2 separate regions of the Homo sapiens genome follow, and region 2 is linked to region 1. A link is a loop called in an ENCODE intact Hi-C map of the cell type or tissue named here. Cell type or tissue: natural killer cell. All regions are shown on one strand. Links, peaks and the distances in the headings refer to the core of each region. The heading gives the core; the rest is flanking DNA. Region 1 has its middle 50 kb from the start of LINC01910. Region 2 overlaps CCDC102B (coiled-coil domain containing 102B).

The links. Peaks named below come from ENCODE experiments on the same cell type or tissue, not always from the same donor. Only the 100,000 strongest peaks of a DNase experiment are listed, where the experiment ranks them.
Region 2: it touches region 1 in a loop (32-fold over the local background); 7 of 110 quality-filtered maps call a loop at or near these places.

Annotation. Positions count from the first base shown.
Region 1 is chr18:70,431,527-70,436,919 of GRCh38, reverse strand. No RefSeq gene overlaps it. Among named protein-coding and RNA genes, the nearest start is that of LINC01910, 50 kb to the right of the region's middle. In natural killer cell, for the core only: a CTCF peak has its summit at 2,829 (motif pointing right); a DNase peak (open chromatin) is centred at 2,839.
Region 2 is chr18:68,844,165-68,849,557 of GRCh38, reverse strand. CCDC102B (coiled-coil domain containing 102B) reads right to left here. Exons shown (of 8, transcript NM_024781.3): 4 at 3,137-3,245. Among named protein-coding and RNA genes, the nearest start is that of CCDC102B, 49 kb to the right of the region's middle. In natural killer cell, for the core only: a CTCF peak has its summit at 2,063; a DNase peak (open chromatin) is centred at 2,087.

The DNA of each region.
Region 1 (5,393 bases), core at 147-5,146:
CTATTTTTAGTGATTATTTTCCCCATTTTATAGATTAGGATATGAAGACACACAGAAATAAGCCCAAGGTCACTCAGCTGATTAGAAATAAAGTCATGCAGTGGAACACTACAGAACAAAGGAAAGGAATGAAATAAAATTATATGTAGCATTATGGATAAATATCAAACCGTGAGAAAAAGTAGGTTGTAGACTGATACAGTAACATACCATTACATTAGTCTGAAAGATGCAAATCAATACTGCATGAGTTTCCTAGGGCTGCCATCACAAATAAGCATGAACTGGGTAGCTGACAACAGAAATGTATCCTCTCACCCTTTTGGAGGCCGGAAGTTGGAATCCAAGGGACCATCAGGGCAGCACTCCTTCAAAGGCCCTAGGGGTTCCTGCCTGGCCCTTTCCAGCTTCCGGTGGCTCCAGGACGTCCTCGGCTTGTGGCCGTATCACTCCAGTCTCTGCCTCCATCTTCACATGGTCTTCTCTTTTCTGTCTTGTAAGGACACTTGTTGGATTTAGGGTCCACCGGATGGTGGAGGATCATGTCTTTTCTATATCCACCAAGACACTTCCCAAATAAGGGCACACTCACAGGTTGCAGAGGGTCAGGATGTGGACATACCCTTTGGGAGGACAAGCATTCAACCCTCTACAAATATTGGCGGTAATTTACAGGTATTTACCTAAGTAATGAAAAGCCATTTTAAAAAAATCTCATGGAAATAATAAACACTAAACCCTCCCCTGGGAAAGAAAGGAGAGAGAGAGTAACAGGAGAGGAAGGTATTACAGAGGGGGTAAGTGTCTCTGTAATTTGTTCTCATTTAAATCCTGGAGCAAATATGGCATTTTAAATCTACAGTTAATATAGCAACATGTTGAGCTTTGATAGGGCTGAGGGGCACACACACACCTGTTGGCCATGATTTTCTCTGAAATTTTCTTTTTCTTTTTTTTTTTTTTTTTTTTTTTGTGACAGAGTCTCGCTCTGTTGCCCAGGCTGAAGTGCAGTGGTGTGATCTCGGTTCACTGCAGCCTCCATCTCCCGGCTTCAAGTGATTCTCTTTCCTCAGCCTCCGAGTAGCTGGGATTACAGGTGCCTGACACCGTGTCTGGCTAACTTTTGTATTTTTAGTAGAGACAGGGTTTCACCATGTTAGCCAGGCTAGTCTCGAACTCCTGACCTCAGGTGATCCACCCACCTTGACCTCTCAAAGTGCTGGGATTACAGGTGTGAGCCACTGTGCCTGGCTGATTTTCTCTGTAACTTTTTATAATTAAGAAATATTTCATAATGAAACAATGCAAAGATGTCCTCTGCCTTAACTCTATCATGGTATTTGGAAGAGTTACTTTTGACAGGTCCTTGTTGAACCTTGTCTGCAAGCTGTTATTAAACATCTATGGTATTATCCACTACTTCTCTCAGTCCTATTTGAATCGGCTCCAAGTCAGAGTTCCTCCGTGCTTTCCTAACTCACCTCTTAACATATACAGCCTTTCCTCTCCACCATTTAGTTTGCTTTAGATGTTTTTTTTTCTTATTAAGAACACCACTGCTCCAATAATGATGAACTGATTTCCAAATGTCAAAGACTAATCCAACACAGAAATATCAAAGCAAAGACTGCAGATAAGCAACATGGCTTCCTCGTGATGTTTGCTGTGCTTCTAGAAAACAACTTTTCTCATGAGTCTTTTAAATCATGTTTTATCTTTACAATAATGAGTACTCTTGCCTTCTTTGAGAACATCCTCACCTCTCCCAGAGAAGTAGCATCAGCAAATTGATGGGCTGAGACTTATTTCTCCTGGGGTGACCTGCCAATAGCAGAATCATTAGCACAGTCCCCTCTAAAGCACTACTTTTTTTCAATATTCTTTTAAAATTCTCCAGCCAAAAATGATGGGAATCATGATTATTCCTGGCCACTGCCATCTCTAAAGTGGAGTTACTCTTCTTTCTATACCCAGCCATATAAAATTAAGACAATCCACTGAAATATAATTACTCATGTTTTGAAAAATAAACAGCTAAAGTAAAGCTACAGCAGTTTTAGTAATGTGCTGTTTTATTTTAGGTGATGGGAAAACCAAAAGTTATACAACTATTTATGAGGTTCAATGATGAAAGTAACACATTATTTAAAAAATTAATCTGAGTAATCATGATAGTATGGAATTTAAAATTAGAGGCAGGGTGAGGTGGCTCACGCTTGTTATCCCAGCACTTCGGGAGGCCGAGGTGGGCAGATCACTTGAGGTCAGGAGTTTGAGACCAGCCTGGCCAACATGGCCAAACCATGTCTTTACTAAAAATATAAAAATTAGCTGTGCATGGTGGCACTCACCTGTAATCTCAGCTACTCGGGAGGCTAAGGCAGGAGAATCATTTGAACTCTGGCAGTGGAGGTTGCAGTGAGCTGAGATCACGCCACTGCACTCCAGCCTGGGTGACAGAGCAAGATTCTGTCTCAAAAAAAAAAAAAAAAAGAAAGAAAGAAAAAGAAAAGAAACGAATTTAGAATTTAGAATCAGAAGACTTTAATTCCTGGTTCTTCCAGTGATCAGCTGTGTGACATTGGACAAGTTAGTTCCGTAAACCTCAATGTGCAACGTTGGGCTAATGAAGTAGCTACCTGATAAGATTGAAATAGATATTAAAAAATAATAAATAGGCATTCCATATATCATAGCTCAGGCTGCCATACAAAATATCATAGACAGGGTGACTTAAACAACAAAAATGTATTTCTCACAGTTCTGTAAGCTGGAAGTCCAAGATCAAGGTGGCCACAAGGTGGTTTCATTCCGAGACCAATTCTCTTGGCCAGCAGATGGCAGCCTTCTCGCTGTGGGCTCACATGGCCTCTTATATGCCTGTGGGGAAAGAGAGAGGGCTCTCCAGTGTCTCTTGGTGTAAGGATACTGTATCTATCCAGAGCCCCACCCTTCTGACCTCATTTAACCTTATTTACCTCCTTATAGGCCCTATCTTCAATTATAGTCACAGTTGGGGGTTAAGACTTCAACATATCAATTTGGGGGAGACACAGTTCAGTCTGTAATACCTAGGTAATATTAGTATCAGATATTTTAAGGCAGCCACAGGACTGGGCGCAGTGGCCTGTAATCCCAGCACTTTGGGAGGCCGAGGCGGGCAGATCACCTGAGGTAGGGAGCTCAAGACCAGCCTGACCAACACGGAGAAACCCCGTCTCTACTAAAAATACAAAATTAGCCAGGCGTGGTGGCGCATGCCTGTAATCTCAGCTACTAGGGAGGCAGAGGCAGGAGAATCGCTTGAACCCGGGAGGTAGAGGTTGTGGTGAGCTGAGATTGTGCCATTGCACTCCAGCCTGGACAACAAGAGCAAAACTCCATTTCAAAAAAAAAAAAAAAAAGGCAGCCACAGTACTTCTTCCATGCGTGTTTGTTGTTTTTTATTGGCCTGACAGAAAAACCCATGAGAAATAAAAATGAAATGCTAAGCTCCTCAACTCACTGAATGGACCCCCTCTTGGTCCAGGGGACCCCAGAGTAACCTTGGAAACTGAGTTCTTGACCATGATGGAATGGGGTCAGACACACCTCAATGTGCCCTTCCCCTGCTGGCCACCATTAAGCTTTCTTCCCTAAGAGCAAAACAGAAACCAGTCTTTCAAATGATTCCACCGCTATTGACCAACCTGACACTGCCCACCCCTCCTTTTTGCCTGATAAGAGACCACGGACCATGGAGTCTACAAGGAATGTGCAGTTGGAATTTTTGTGTCCTCTGGTTCACCTTTTGAAGTCAGAAGGCCAAACACTCCACTCTCCGATCATGCTAACATGGCCATTTTCTGAACATGGATCCCTTGGAGAAGCAGGAAGCTTTATTGCTCATGCACATGTTTCCTCTTTCACAAAGATTCATGACTTCTCCTGTAGCTTATTAAACACATATATTCAGCCACTTCGTTCAGCATATATTCCTGTTCCTGTTGCCCCTCCCTCAAAATGTCTGTTTCTGGCTTCCCACCCTGTCAGATGGCCACCCTGCAGGCTGCAACCCTTTCCAAATTTATAAGCCTTGTCATTCTTCAGTTGACAACCATAATCCCTATGGCATAACTTGCACTGCATGAAAATTATATTGATAGGTGTAACCAAAATAAATAACTTTATTAAGTTATGTAATTAGAGGTATGTGGAATTTTTCACTCTGCTTTCTCATGAAACAAAGCATAATCATTTCAACGCTCCTACAAAATAGTTACAATCACCACTGTCATGTCTTAATGTTTTACAGTTGGAATAGTAAAAACTATGTCCCTGTAATATACTAAAAAGTTTTAAGTGCTTACCTAAGAATATCCTTTAATGAAAGATGTTTGTTCAGGTTTCTGCCTCAGCCTCTGAGTAGCTGGGATTAGAGGCACCCGCCACCACGCCCGCCTAATTTTTGTATTTTTAGTAGAGACGAGGTTTCACCATGTTGGCCATGCTAATCTCAAACTCCTGACCTCAGGTGATCTGCCTACCTCGGCCTCCCAAAGTGCTGGGATTACAGGTATGAGCCACTGTACCTGGCCCATTGTACCATTTTCTTACTATGAAGATGTTTATTTTTATTTGAACTTCCTGGGCAATAAAAATAATGTTACAGTTTTAAACACTGCTATATATATTTATATATTATACTTTTTGAAAAGGCAATGAATGACAGATCACATCAGTTTATACTTTTACCATATGAGCTGCCATTTCCTGATACCCTCACAAATACTGGTCATTATTGTTCCTTTTTACTCTCTGCCAAATTGGCAAGTGGAAAATTACTTAACATTGCCTTTCTTTGGTTTCTATTGAGTTCAACTTTTTTTTTTTTTTTTTTTTTTTAAGACGGAGTCTTGCTCTGTTGCCAGACTGCAGTGCAGTGGCACGATCTCGGCTCACTGCAACCTCCACCTCCCGGGTTCAAGCAATTCTCCTGCCTCAACTTCCCAAGTAGCCGGGTCTACAGGCACCCGCCACCAAGTCTGGCTAATTTTTGTATTTTTAGTAGAGACAGGGTTTCACCATGTTGGCCAAGATGGTCTTGATCTCTTGTCCTCATGATCTGCCTGCCTTGGCCTCCCAGAGTGCTGGGATAACAGGCGTAAACCACCGTGCCTGACCTGAGTTCAACTTTTTTCACACTTCTTGTTGTCCACCCAAGGTTTCATTTGTACAATACATATCTCTGATTAGTAGGGTTTTGTTAAGTACATGATGATATCTGCAATCTTGGGAAAGGGACTTTATGGGAGGTAACTTCACTATTCCTAAAACCTCCCAACTTGATTCTTCTTATTCTCAAAATATTATTAAATCCCACACTGACCCTGCACTGCGGCATCCTGAGAAAA
Region 2 (5,393 bases), core at 126-5,125, 1.6 Mb after region 1:
AATGAATTTAATAGGTCAACAGTGGTGGTAAATAGACCTGGAAGGAAAAGGCAAGGAGATGATAGTGGCCCTGTCCGGGGAAGTAGCAAGGATGGAAAGAATGATGTGAGATCCAGTTTGGAGGCAGAGTCGATAAGATACATTAATATTTATAGTCACTTCTATGGAATAATTTTTTAAGCCACAGGAATAGCAATAAGAGGCAATGTTTCAAAATTAGCAGTAAGCTCAGAACTGCGCTAATATTCCACCATACACCTATTTCTAATAACTATCTTCAAGGACCTTGCCTTGATGTACGCAGAATAGCTCCTATATGCCATATGTTTTAAAAAGATAAGGTGTGAGTACAGAATTTTAGCTACATACCACTAGTAATTCTAATTTTCTATTTTCTCCCAAATCAGAAAGGTATTTTGAGGTGTTTAAAATAAGGCTTCAATGTAAGCCATAAAGGGGCCCAACAATGCCTGTGTCTCTGAAAGTATTTATAAATATTTATGAAATAATATTATAAATTATAAGCTACTAGGCACATTGTTATGATCACAAAAAGATGACTTATTAAGAAAATATATTAGAACATTCCAAGCAAATGCTCACAATGTTCAAAGAAAATTAAAAGTTACTTTTTAAAAATTTTTTACCTTGAGACTAATTTTTAAATGTTAGCAAGTATTCTCACATGTGGCAAAGAATCTCTTCCATTATGGAAAGAATCAGAGTCACTGACTGTTAAAATGAGGTGCCAGAATTATGAGTAATCAATGTTACCTACATGAATGTTTGATCCTCTAGACCATGAAATTTCATAAATGATCCTTTCCACACACTCAGAATTCATAATTTAATTCTGAATCAATATAGACAGACTTGCAAAGGAAAAGCTGAGTAAGTATTAAATTCAGCATGGAAACAGCACTTTGGATATAATTACCTCTACTATGCATTGTCTTGGTTGTATTTTAAACACTTAGATTTTACAATTAAATTCTTATCTTTTCTCTTCTCTATATGTGTCAGTAATTGAAGAATGATTTCCCTCTAAAAGCACACCAGACTTTCAAATGCATTTTTACAATTCTAGGTCTATTAAGCACATCTGTTTCCAACTTTAACAATTGCTAATCTTTCCATCAGCAGTTCTTAGACAGGCATGTATTTGCTTTTAACATTTTAGGCATCTACAACAGAAATTACACTTGTATTCAAACATTCATAGAGATGATGAGCTACGATAAATGCAAAGGTCATTATCAGAATTGTTGAGGAAAAAGGGAGTAAGAAAGAATAATTTACATGAAATTTTAAAGAATGAATCATGACACACCTTCTGATTGTCAATCAACTGTACGGAGACTTTGAATATTTTACTCTTATACTTGTGCTACAATACTATTTCTAAATATAGCCTAAAATTCTTGTCTGTTATAACCCATTATAAGAAATGATTAAACAAAGAATATATAAATAATTAAACTCATTCTAAGTAGTATTGTTTGTTTAGTTTTTAAACATTTTTAAAAATTTCACCTTATTTTATAAAAATAATTTAAACATATGTATATAACACATTTATTCAAAAAAACATAAGAACATCAGAAATGTATGTTAGGAATGAAAAGACATATTTTTAAAAAATTTCCATATAAATAATTCAAACAATGTTTCATCTTTATATTTATAAATTTTCAATGTCTACAAAATTTTACATTCACTGCCTTCATTATTCAACTTTGTGGTTCATTTAACTGAAATATGCACTCAAAAGACAAATTTTTCACAATTTTGAGGTTTCTCCTGTTCTGAAACCCTATCAGCATTTTATCTACCAAAAGCATCATATATGTATTAATACATATTTCTGAATGGTCATCAGATCCACCTTACACTGTATAATGTCATACTTTTATTTTTTCTCTCACTTACTTTGCTACCAAAAGTCATATTTGAATATAAAACATTAAACCTTTTCAGATACACATATTGCTTTTTAAACCAACTCAAAAACTTGACTTTTTCAGTATATTTGCTACATAAATGTTACTCAAATAAAGGTTTATGAAACTAAGAGGAAGATTAACAAGTCTGTGCTGCACACTAGTGGCAAGAGGTAGTAAATGCATTCTTTTTTTTACTTAAATTTTACACTAATTGCATCTTAAATATTAGCTTTTTCAGTCAAAATTCGAACCCATTATATTATAGAGCACATAAACACACATTCTAAACATAATGTGTTTTTGTGTCATGAACTATTTTTCCACTATACATCAATGTATTGTGAACGCCATACCCAGAGAGGTTCCTGTGCATAGAAATACTATGGATCCGTATATCCATGTATATGTTTGTGCACAGACGTATACATGTGCATACCTTATACTTATATTGCACACACACCCACTAAATGTTAACTCATGTAAAAATAGTCATTATTTTGCCCATTATTTTTCTTTTCTTTACTCATTATTCTTTCCCACACACTTATGTAATACCATGCTTTAATACACATAACATGTAAAATATTACTCAAATAATAAATGGTAATAAATCATCGAAATGGGAAACGTTCATGATGGCATTTTATTGATGAAAATGCAAAAGAAAAGTACCCTGGCAAGTGGCTGATCCCAAATAACTACAATGTCGATATGAAAAGAACCTCAATATGCCTGAGATAAATTGATATTATCAGGCTGCTTCATGAAAGAATAAGATAAAGTCATTTATGATAGATGGTGTGCTATCAGAGGATATCTTTAACCATCCCCTCTAATGTGCCTAGAATGGGTATTAATTGTGTCATGTAGCTCATCATTAACCATTTAACTATCAATATGGATATCAAAACATCATTTTTATATCTTAAATATATAGAATAAGATTTTTGAAAATAAATAATGACCAATATAAAACTGACACAAATGTGTAAATAAAAACAAGATGTCATAGAGTCTGAATTTGACCAAGCCCACTATTGACAAGTGATTTCAAGTATTACTCTTATAGAGGAAATTCCAATTTTTAACCTCCCTTCCTCTTATCTGTTGTGCCTTTCTGCCCACATGCTTACATATCCAAAGAAAGAAAAAGCTAGGCTTCATTTCTTCCTTTACATCATATTCCCCCATACCTCTTTCACATTTTTTGGCTTTGATTCTTTCAGTTCTTCATACTTCCACTTCCACAGAGACAAAGCCGACTCCAGTCTCTCTATTTCTTTTTCCAAAGCTGTGCGCATTCTAAATAATTTAAGAATTAAAAGAAAAAAAGTCGGCTTCAATTTTAAAATACTTTCAAGGATGCATTCAATTTTATAGGCATTTTCCTAATTTTTGATATTTGTAACTGATCATCTTAATGAGAGAAAACATTTTGCAACTCATTAAAAATTATAAATATTGAATAAAAGTATTTTAGTTTATTATTCTGACAATTAACTTTACAGTAGATTACATATATTTAATTTGGCTTTGCCAGTATTGACATTCTGCTTGCTTTCTTCTGTGTATTTCATGCTTGCCTCTCAATTCCTTTCACTCATAATATTCTCTTACATAGGAGGATATATATGTTTCTAATTTTAACATGGAATTCTATCCATCTTCATATTGTGGCTATTATGTGAATGAAAAAAATCATTTGAAATGACCCAGAATTCCAACAAGCCACCTAACAATCTTAAAAAATAGTCATTTACTGGGGATCTAAAAATAATTTTAAATATTTCAAATTTGATTGTAATAAAGAAATTTCACTGGGATCCTTATTTAAATTATTCTAAAGGACTGAAATTAATTTCTCTATTTGTAGAACTAGCAACAGAACTAGGATAAAAACTTAGTCCTTTAATACACCAACCACTGGATTTTTGTTTGTTTGTTTTGCCCACAATGTCTGAGTCATTGATAATTGTTTTATTTCTGGTTGTAATGAACATATATTGACCTTTGAAGCTGGCCTGTTCTTATCTGTAAGGTAGATTTGATTACTATTCAAAAATACTCATTGATATTCCTCCATTTCCACGGACAGAGTTGTTTTCCTCATTCCTCAATTCTAGGATTTGACAATGAGATATTAGCAGAGATGATAGAAACAAAAATTTGAAAACAACTTATATGTTTGAGCTCCAGGTAAATACACTTTGATTGTTATATGACACTGAGATTTTGTGATTGTTAGTTACATACTTACTGTATTCATAATTAACTAATATACGGATCTATTTCAGTGATATTAAATGTCACTAGAAAGATCTTAGAAACATATTCACAGAGCTAGAAAATGCATGCAGAATCAATATTGAATGTCATTTACATATTTATAAGAAAAATGATTCTTCCTGGTAACAATACTATGATAATTCAAAGTAGTGTTAGGCTGTAAATATATTAGTTTAATTCAATCAAATGGAGAAGCAGCCTATTAAAAAGTTATATAATTATATTTACATAAATCAAGCCACAAAATTGAAAGAGGATATAAAAGAATTAGTTAGAGCTTAGCTTAACCTCAAAAGACATAGGTTGCAAAAAAATGGTGCAAAGCACCACTTATAGGACTCTGATCCGGAATCCCTTATTAACATAGCAAATATATTAAACAAAATTAACAAACAAAGAGACTCAACTTGAAAGTTTAGGTCTTCTGAACACTGAATATGAATGTTTATAATCCAGATTAACCACAGCGGTCACAATTTCAGATAGAAAAGTAAACCTAGCCAGCTGAGGACACCCAAGTTGCTTATAATGATATAATTTTTGTTTTACTACTTGCGTTTGAGATGATGAGAGGAAAATAATTAAATAGAGAAATAATAAATCAGTAAGTATTAGTATTTTGTGTTAGATTTAGAAAGTATATGTACAAATCATCATATGGTGAAATATATTGCATATCTAACATTTGAGTGCATTTTAAGTTTTGGGTGATAAAATAGAATATTTAAAAGATATTGAGTATTGACTTAGACCTGTGAATTTACATTGAAAATTATAATAAAATTGTACTAAGTTTGTAACTTCATTGGAATGTTTAAGATAAGAATCACCATATTTATAATTTTAATTTTTTAGATTTTCTTGTGTAGGATGTGGGAATGTCTTGTCAGTAACTGAAAAACTGAAAAAGCAAATGGCATATGTTAAATTAATAAAATATTTTTATAAAAGATTTTAATTAACTGCATTTGTGTAATGAAGCATATATTTATGTTCCTCCTTAAAATTAATTTTGAGAATTATTTTATTTATAATAGAATGGAAACATACTTGAAAAATACCTAGAGTTAAAATCATACATGTTGAGAAATCAAATGTCTGCTTTTGATATTATACTTTAATGAATCAAATGATAAGTTAGAAACTCAAAATAAATTCAAATTC